Linked DNA regions of Homo sapiens: region 2 is linked to region 1. Evidence: read pairs that join two places in POLR2A ChIA-PET (ENCODE). Cell type or tissue: CD4-positive, alpha-beta T cell. All regions are shown on one strand. Links, peaks and the distances in the headings refer to the core of each region. The heading gives the core; the rest is flanking DNA.

What was found. Peaks named below come from ENCODE experiments on the same cell type or tissue, not always from the same donor. Only the 100,000 strongest peaks of a DNase experiment are listed, where the experiment ranks them.
Region 2: POLR2A ChIA-PET joins it to region 1 with 7 read pairs; 3 of 35 experiments call an interaction of 5 or more read pairs at or near these places.

The regions. Positions count from the first base shown.
Region 1 is chr13:73,982,252-73,987,056 of GRCh38, reverse strand. The region is part of intron 2 of KLF12 (KLF transcription factor 12); the gene reads left to right. Among named protein-coding and RNA genes, the nearest start is that of KLF12, 150 kb to the left of the region's middle. In CD4-positive, alpha-beta T cell, for the core only: no CTCF peak of the experiment used is centred there; a DNase peak (open chromatin) is centred at 1,936; H3K4me3 peaks cover 1,022 bases; H3K27ac peaks cover 2,323 bases.
Region 2 is chr13:74,096,833-74,101,637 of GRCh38, reverse strand. All of the region lies in intron 1 of KLF12 (KLF transcription factor 12), which reads left to right. Among named protein-coding and RNA genes, the nearest start is that of KLF12, 35 kb to the left of the region's middle. In CD4-positive, alpha-beta T cell, for the core only: no CTCF peak of the experiment used is centred there; no DNase peak of the experiment used is centred there.

The sequences.
Region 1 (4,805 bases), core at 309-4,308:
TGCTTTTAGAGCAAGACACTTAATATGAAAGTGAATTTATTTTTATTAAAGGCTTTTAATTTGTTTTCTATGGCCACTGTAACAAATTACCACAAACTTAGTGGTTTTGAAAAAAAAACACAAATTTATCTTACAGTTCTGGTGGTCAGAAGTCCAATGGTCTCACTGGGCTAAACTCAAAGTATTGGGAGGATTATATTCCCTTCTGGAGGTCCTAGGACTGATTCCATTTCCTTACCGGCCTCTAGAGCCTACTCAGGTTCCTTGGTCCATTCAACTCCAGCAGCTTTGGGCCAAGTCCTTCTGGTACTGCCATCTCTCTGGTTCTCCCCTTCTACCTCCCTCCTTCACATTTAAGGACTATTGTGATTACTTTGGCCTATCCTAGATAATCCAGGATGATCTCCTTATTTTAAGGTCAGGTGATTAGCAACTTTAATTCCATCTGTGACTTTCATTCCCCTTTGCCATGTAACCTAACAGATTTCAGGGATTAGGACATGGACATCTTTAGGGGGCCATTACTCTGCCAGCCACAGGTTTTCAAAAACGTAAGTGACTGTGATTGCAGGTACATGTTACCTTTGTCATAAACATGTGGTTGGGAATTTTGAAAGAATTCTCATTTTGCTAATTCCATTAATAGTCAAGCAAATTATGATTTATGTCAATCAAAATATAATTTTCTTCCTTCTTGTGATTGGAAGAAAAAAGTCCATTCAAATCACTTTTGCAGCTAAATGAAGCAAGTGATAATATTAAAATTTCCCATTATAAAAAATCTAATAAATATCTAATTTTTTGCAAACAGTAGATTGTTTACCACAGTTTCACATGGTGATACTATGGTTTTATGTGCCTTCAAAGCTAGATGAACTACTTTTAGAATTCATCAGACCTTTTGGCCTAACAAATTTTCCTTTGTTTTTGAATGTTGTTATTTGTAGCGTATCTGATAAAACTGAAATCTAGTTTCAGGAAACATGTTTGGTTATCTCGTTAAAAGCTCTTGAGGTGATAGCATGCACTTACTTACAACCCATACACTTACTAAGACATCCTGTATCTCTTGCAGCTGTGGCTCCGGAGCTGTATTTAAAGTTTAGTTAATACCTAGCCAGCAGCTATCTATTGAAATTAACAGATAGGCTAGGGCTGTTGCCTCTTTCAGGGTAGTGAGATCCTTTAGATTTCAAAGAACTTTTTCTGGGGGAATTTTTTTGATTGTTTTTGTTATCAAAGTGAGGAAAAGTTCTGTATAGCTTTTTCTTTTCATCCGTCTTCACACAGCAGAGAGTCTAAGGGGAGCAAAATCTGTGAGAGGGGCCTTTTGCAGTTTTAATAGCTTCACATCTCAGGGATGACTCCTTTAATTTAGAGTGCTAATAGCTGGCATCTAGGGGAAAATGAAAGGCCGCTTGACAATGAGAAGCTGGAAGATTGAGAGCAAACACATGGAGAGTCGTTAGAGCCAGGACTGTAAGTAAAAAGGGGATGGTAGTTACACAGAGTCTGGGGTTTGGGACCCTGAGCCTGGTTTAAAGCCTCCTTCTAATGTTGCACACTGTGATAATCACTGGTTGTCGGCCTTGCACCCTTCTGCCGTGAGTAATCCCTTTCCCTGTTTTCAATCATGTGCACTCAAATTGAAGGGTAGGTGTTCCTTTTTAACTGAGAGTTGAGTGTCCTTTTTAACTGAGAGTTGGAATCTGGGCACCTTGTGACAACCACGATTTCATCATCCATTGCTGCAAAACAGAGCATCCCAGGTTAGTGGCTTAAAGCAAAAGCAGTATGTGTTTTGCTCTTGAAGTGGCTACTTGGGTAGGACTTGGTGGAGTCGGCTTCTCCTTGCTCTGCTCAGTGGCTGCTGAGGTTCAAAGGCGGATGACTGCAATCATGAAGACTCTCGTCGACATGTTTTCCAGTTAGTGCTGGCTCTCAGCCAGTCTGTTGGCTGCAACGCCTTCATGTGGCCAAGGCTTCCTTAACAGTAAAGCTGCGCACTGGGGAAGGTGGGTGGGGGGATAACACCAGGCAGAAGCTGTGTCACCCTTGGAAGTGATGCCATGTGATTTCCCCCATATTCTGTTCATCCAGGTGATTATAAAGACAGGCTCATTAATTCAAAAGGAGGGGACATATCCCCCACCCCTTGATGGGAGAGTGGAAACATTCTGGAAGAGCACATGTGACTGGAGATACTGTAGTGAACATTTCTGGAAAACAGCATCAGCTACAGTTCATCTTCAAACTGGAGGAATCCGTAACGTTTTGTTTTTCTGGAACTAGTTCTGGTGCCAAATTCTGTATCAGTTGGGGTGTGAAAAGAGAAACAGAATGAGGGGAAAGGTGCCGAATATGGGACTTAAAAGGACTTGACCTCCTATGATGGTAGGAACTAGTTAAGCACATTATATATGGCTGTTGCTTCTATATATTTGGCGCCAGAGCTGAAATCACCAGGGCTAGCAGTCGGGAAGGAAGGATGAGAGTGGAGCGCAGGAGAGGAAGGCCACACTGGATGTACAAGGGCACATGCCAGTCCACATAGACCCTCACTGATCATAAGCCTCTAACTTCAGAGAGGCCAGGGAACTGTGGGAGAAGCTGGCACCCTTCCCTGAGCAAGACGCGTCATGGCCTATGAATAAAATAAGCAGATGAAGGCAATCCCGTGGACCAGCCGCTTCCCTGTGCCAGCGAGGAGAGCAGGCACATAGGCGACAGTGTGTGTGAGCTGCACCTTCCCAGTGTGAGATGCATGCGGCAGGTGCTTCACTACTGCCCCGAGTCCCGCCAGGGTGGCTCTTATAACCCAAAAATGATGGCATGCTGCAGGGAAGACAGTTCTGAAAATGTAGACATGTAGTTGAGATAGTTCAAATCCACCACCAAGTCTTTCCTTGCCTCTTCTCTGCCATTTCACTTGCAGCTCTACCTGCTTGCTGTCCTCCCCACCCGAGGATCTTATAGAGGATTATAGACCTCTGTTGGTTCCTGTTCTTTCCTTGATTTTCCCATTTCTGTCTGAAGCACTGCTCCTGGGACCCACCCTTGTAGTGGAGAGGACAGTGCTGTCACATGAATGGACGTCTCCACATGAGGAAGGCTCATCTGCCCTAGAATACCACCTGCCTGGATTCACTGCTTATGAATTCTGCACGACTCTGAGAACCTGCAAGATTATTTGTGGCCTCTTCTTGCTTTTTCATATGGTACTTGACTCAGTTACTGCTGTCTGTTGTGGTTGAGGCCACTCTGCTCCCTGGATTTGGGATCTTGACTGCCTGTCTATAATGCCATAGACCAGTCAGGCTGGGGCCAGGGCTTTGTGGCCTCAGGGATTTGTGATTGAGAGTTTAGGAAAGAGAAAACATAATATGAGGAAAAGGAGGATTCTGATTTTGTACATGATGGAAATATGTGAATAATTGGGACACCAGGGACTTGTCCAGATAGTAAAGTTTAGAGCAAAGTTATGAGCAAGAATGATAGCAATAGTTTGTATGCAGAATATGAATGAATAATATAAAGGCTGGGAGTAAGTTAGAGGCAAGATTGGCAGGCAGTAACTGGGAGGACACGGTGCTGGAGAACACCCGATAAGCAGGAATGTAGTTAATTCAGACAGAGGTTCACGAACCAGAAGGCACTGATACTGGAGAGAAGAATGGGATGGGTAGTGAAAGGTCCGTGCTGACATCACTAAGTTGAATCATGCTGGCACCAAGAAAGGTGGTGGCATAGGGCAGCTTCTGTACAGCAGGGCTGGAAAGCAAGTGGCTTTTTAATCGCATGTTAAGTCTTAGACTGTGCCAGGGTTGGTTGCCTGGCGTTCTGGTTGAGCCATAGTACAGGACTAGGAAACCCTGTACACTTGAACTTCCAGGAACAAAGATAAAGGGATTCCTTGGTGAGAGGAGTGATGGTAGACAGGGACAGGGTGCGAGCCTCATACTGGATAAGTATTAAGCTGCCTTATAGAGATCTTTTCAATGAATATTTGAACAAGAGGATGAATGAAATGTGAGTAAGAGCAAAAGAAGGAGAATGAGAGAAAAATGAGAATGAATTTTACTTTTTTTTCTTTTTTTTTTGGAAAAAAAGTGTTAAAGAGTATGATTATATGTGACAGAAGAAAGAAAAATGAAATCCTGAAATAAATGAAAAGTGGGTGACAGAAAACCTGAAATACTGAACATTTCTTTTATTAAGATAGAGTTTTCCAGTATGTGGTAGATGAGGGAAAGGGTCTGGTTTACAGGACTTAACTATGAGAAAAATGGCAAGAGAGGGATTTTCCTAAGCAGTTACTCTCCATGGCTAGGCTGATATCTTGGTAAAAATGCTCTGAATGTACTGCTTAGGCTATTGCTAAATATAGTAACAAATATGAAGAGTGTTTTTTTCCTATACCAAGTGTATTTATGATTATAAATCTACACATTTGTGATAACCCAACAATTTTATAATAAGGCATCTAGCAACAAGATTTCTTTTTTATTTTTTAATGGAAGATATCCTTTCTGACAGTTGTCTTTGCCTAAGTGTACATTTACCTTTCAATGATGGAAGATATCCTTTCTGACAGTTGTCTTTGCCTAAGTGTACGTTTACCTTTCAATAATGGAAGATATCCTTTCTGACAATTGTCTTTGCCTAAGTGTACATTTACCTTTCAATGCATATGGGACCAAGAAAATCCCCAAAATGGAACCTCCTCCTCCTCCTTCATTTCTTTTAGTTTGTTGAGTGTTCTGAGGATTTTCTTAACCACTTTTCCTTGTGCTTTTTGTATTGCA
Region 2 (4,805 bases), core at 481-4,480, 110 kb before region 1:
CACTTCCTTATTTTATGGCACAATAAGCAGTTCCAGGCTCATCTTGTATTTTCTCTGCCCTGTCCTCCTGATAAGCCATTTCTCCAGTTAACCCTGGTTCCTTCAGTGGAGAGTGGTATTTAGAAACTATAATCTTAGCTTTCTGAGTGCTCATTGATCCTGAGTCCTCTTGGTGGACAGCTGGGAAATATGTGTATGTCTATGTGGGGAAGTTTAAACTTTCCCTCTGAAGAGTTGATCTTGAGTCTGCTGGAATAAGATGACAGAAGACAGATTAACAGGAGAAAAGGCATACAAGTTATTCATGTGCAAGCGCATGGGAATTACACAAAGTAGGAAACTCAAAGAAGTGCTTGAATACCCTCTTCACAGGGGAGAGGAGAAAGTGAGGGATGTAGGCAATTTTGGAGGAAGAGTAAATCATCTTTAGGGGAGGTGAATAGGTCCAGAAAATGGACAGTAGTCTGGTACAGAGCTCCTCGTGGCTTGCAGGGAGGTGGCAACAGACTATAGGAAGGTAAGGGGAAGACATATTCTGGGAACAAAAGTTGTCTTATATGCAGATGAAGCCTGTCAGTAATAGCACTCAGAATAGATGAAAATTCTCTCTGGGTGGGTGTGGTGATGGCCTTCAGATTCTTCTTTGGTGATTAATTTTCCCTGGTTGATGAGATTTCTGACAGGGAGCTGAAGGCAATTTTTTTTCTTTTGAAAGAACTTTTCTCAGATGAGGAAACTTCAGAGAGATCCCCTCCATGGGCTAGGTTGAAAAACAAGGGAAGGTCGGACTTTGATTCTGAGGCAGTTTCTAAGGTCTCCCAATTTCCCTTAATTCACAGTGCTTAGCATGTGCAAGTGCTATACTTTGGAGTATCATTTAATGATTCAATGGCATGTACACATACATTTTTATGTACACACTCCATAAATACATACACTTATAGCAGTGTTTATGTCTATGTTTATATACATATATTTGAGGTGTTTATATCTATGTTTATACATATATATATATATATTTGAGATGGACTCTTGCTCTGTCACCCTGGCTGGAGTGCAGTGGCATGATCTTGGCTCACTGCAACTCTGTCTCCTGGGTTCAACTGATTCTCTTGTCTCAGCCTCCCAAGTAGCTGGGATTACAGGCGCCTGCCACCACACCTAGCTGATTTTTGTATTTTTAGTGGAAATGGGGTTTTGCCATGTTGGCCAGGCTTGCCTTGAATGCTTGACCTCAAGTGATCCACCCACCTTGGCCTCCCAGTGTGCTAGGATTACAGGCATGAAACACCGCACCCAGCTTCTGTGATTATATTTTTTAAAACTGGAAGTTCATACTTATTTTTCCAATTCCAGTGTAGCAGTTCAGGGTTCTCTGTAGCCTCCACCTATTCTGTTGGTAAATACCTGCTACTGTAGTAAGAAGCCTGGCTCTTGTTATCCTCAACATATTTATTTGCTTAATCATTTTACTTATTTTCCCTATCTCATCTGCCTGTTACCATCTCCTCTTCCTTCACCCCCACAACCCCTCTGTCCGTGGTCTCCAGCTGCCAGCTGCCAGCGTGCCTCCATGCTGCGTGCTCTCTCTCCCCTCCACACTCTGTGTACTTGGTGTCAGTGGACCTGCTTCCCTGTGTGTGTGCCCTTCTTTCCCATCAGCACTCCATGGCTCTGGGTGCTGCTGGGCACAAAATACAGGAATGTTTTATGGTTCAATTTGAAAAACTTATACCATTTTATACTTCAGTACTGTTTAGTATGTATTTCTATTTTCAGTTTAAATCAACACTTTTTTTTTAAATAAAAAGAATGTTTATCCTGTGTTGAAGCATCATGCTAGGTATACTACAGAAGTGGAGATAGACATGGTCTTCACCTCTACAGAGCCATGACTAGTGGGTGAAATAGCTGAATTATGTGTGAGGAATTTTATGAAATGGAAATAGCAGGGTGCTGTGGAAGTGCTTCCTTGGTACCCTGCATGTAGGTTTTCTTCCCATGCCTAGGAGCATCTTTGCTCTTAGGATTTACTGCATGAATTAATTGGTATTTCAGTTTGATTATATGTATGTGTCTAGGGACAAGCCTAGCTAAAGGAATGGCCCTGAGAGTTGCAGAATCTAAGAGAAGCACTTTGATTTGATGATTTTACATAGTGTTCTTCTCGTGGTTGGAGGGTGATAGCTCATGTTTCTGAGCAAAATGAGATTTATATTGTAAAGGGTTCATATGCTTGTGAAGGTTGATGTAGGGCAAAGTGCAAAGTGATTTTTCTTTTCTTCTTTTTAGAGACAGGGTCTCACTCTGTTGCCCAGGCTAGAGTGCAGTGGCCTTGATCTTAGCTCACTGCAGCCTCAATTGCTGGGCTCAGGTGATCTTCCCACCTCAGCCTCCCTAGTAGATGGGATCACAGGAGTGCACTACCATGCCCAGATAATTTTTAAATTTTTTATTCTTTGAGGTCTCACTATGTTGCCCAGACTGGTCTTGAACTACTGGCCTCAAGCGATCCTCCTGCCTTGGCCTCCCAAAGTGTTGAAGTTGCAGATGTGAGCCACCCCACCTGGTCCAAAGTGATTTTTCTAACCCCATTTATACAATGATAATGATGTATATATGTCCAGTAGCAAAAATGAGTCATAAAATAGCTCCTTCTAACCTTACAAAAGTAAGCGGAGTTTGTGTTATAAAATAAGACCCATGACATGTAACATACTAGCGTGGGAAGCATTTGAAAATACTGTGTTCCATGTGAATTTGTTTGCCAAAATATAAACCTGTTTATATTTTGAATGTAATTGCTTAATAATGGTTAAATGCTACATAAACTAGTTAGCAAAATATTTTCTAAAAAATGTTAAGCCTATTATGAACTCTTTGTACAAAAAGTTGAAAACAAAGCTTACCAAAGTCTGATTTGTATAATGGTTCTTTCTTGTCGTATTGGCTAAATATTTGGGAAGTATGCATTCCTGCTTTGTTGGAAAACCCATCTATGAGGTTTGATATAGCCATTCAATATTCAATATACATATCTCTAGGGCTCTAGGGTATTAGGCCTACAGAGTCATAGAGAATTGAAAGAACTTTAGAAATCATCTTCTACAGATAAAGGTAAAGTGACCTTCATTAGATCATAGAGCTTGAATTCTGTAGAGGTAGGAACCTGAATGAGAATTTAGCTCTCCACAAGGCTCTAAGTCAAAATCTGTACCAAAAGTCTTAGTGCTTCTGAATGTGGTGGTGGTGGTTAAAATTATCTTCATTATTGTATTTGATTAGCCTAGCCTAACATTTTGCAGTACCAGGCTTTTGTCAGGAGGTAAGCAGTATTGATAGTTAATAATTACCTGGACCATTTTTAGCACTTAATAAAAGTGCATGCAATGTTCTCACCTCAATGTGTAATTCAAGATTCTAAGCAGTGAGTTCAGCATCAGCTGTGTATGATAAACAGAAAATCTGAATTGACTTTATTATTATGGCCGAAATGGTTACATTCCTGGGGTCAGGATTTCTGGGATTTTGTGAGAAGGTTAATGATACAGAAGGGTCAGCATATGGAAATTAAAGCTGCAGTTTCTAAATATCTATTTGATAGTCGAGGCTAGTAGTAGCCTGTAAAAATAAGATTAGCCAGTTGGTTGTTGCCATTTTTTAGTCTCTCTTGTTTGATACATAAATATTCTTTCACAGAGTAGAAAATTGAATTCTGAATATCTGCATGGTGGGTCAGCAGATGTACCTATAAGTCAAAAGGAATATTTAAAAATATATATATTTGGAGGAGCAGTTTGTGGAGTTGGGGTCTGAAGTGTGGGGAAATTATGTGTTGCTGCTTTAGGAAAAAGTTGCTATGCCGTTGCAGACATTTAACTAATAAAAGCACATGAACATACACACACACACACACACACACAAATACATATATATATATGTATATAAAATTGTATTTTCAAGTATTCTGTGCAGTTAAATGTTTGGGAGGATACCTAAACGTGTGTTTAAAATATTGAGATGATGGTCTCCAGTGTCTGAATTTGGTAAAACAGTGAATCTCAGCAGCATATGAAGTCTTTGGATCTTTGGGCCAGGGTTGTATACCCTACAATTTACTGTGATTTAATAATGGATTTTAGAAATTCAAGACTGTTTTAATAAACTCTGTAGTCAAGTGTGTAATTCAACCATGTTGTGATTTGTGCATCAGTTTTCTTTCTGTATTTGATTGTTGATATGAAAGTCAGAGCAAGCTTAGGTAATGTGGTCCCAGCACAGATGTACAGTATAAAATGATCACATTTTCAGAGTTGAAAGGTCATGCACAGATGTTTGTAGAAATGACACTCATTAAACTTTCTAAGGATGCCATGTCCCTTTGTAACCCCTCTAAGATGGGAACTCAAAAAAGAAACCTTATACACTGGTCATAAAGTCCTTGAGAAACTACCTGTTTTGTTATCTTTAAACGTAGTTCTTGGAGATTCTTTAGAGACAAAATTAATCCTGAACTTGGTATTTTGTATTTCTTTTTAAATTGTATTCATATACTGCAACGTGAGCTAGGTCTTTTCTCCTTATTAAGACTTGGAAACTGTAGTTCAGAGAGGTGAAGTAATTTTAATTTACCCAAGGGGAAAAAAATTTGGAATTTGAACTTGGAAGTGTCTGACCTGATGTTTCTAACAAATCCAGGCTTTTAACTCCTTTGTTTCAAAATGTCATGCTCTGTGTTGAGCACATAATAAACTAGATTATAAACTGTTTTCCACCTTTTTGGAGCTCTCTGTGCAGGCATTTAT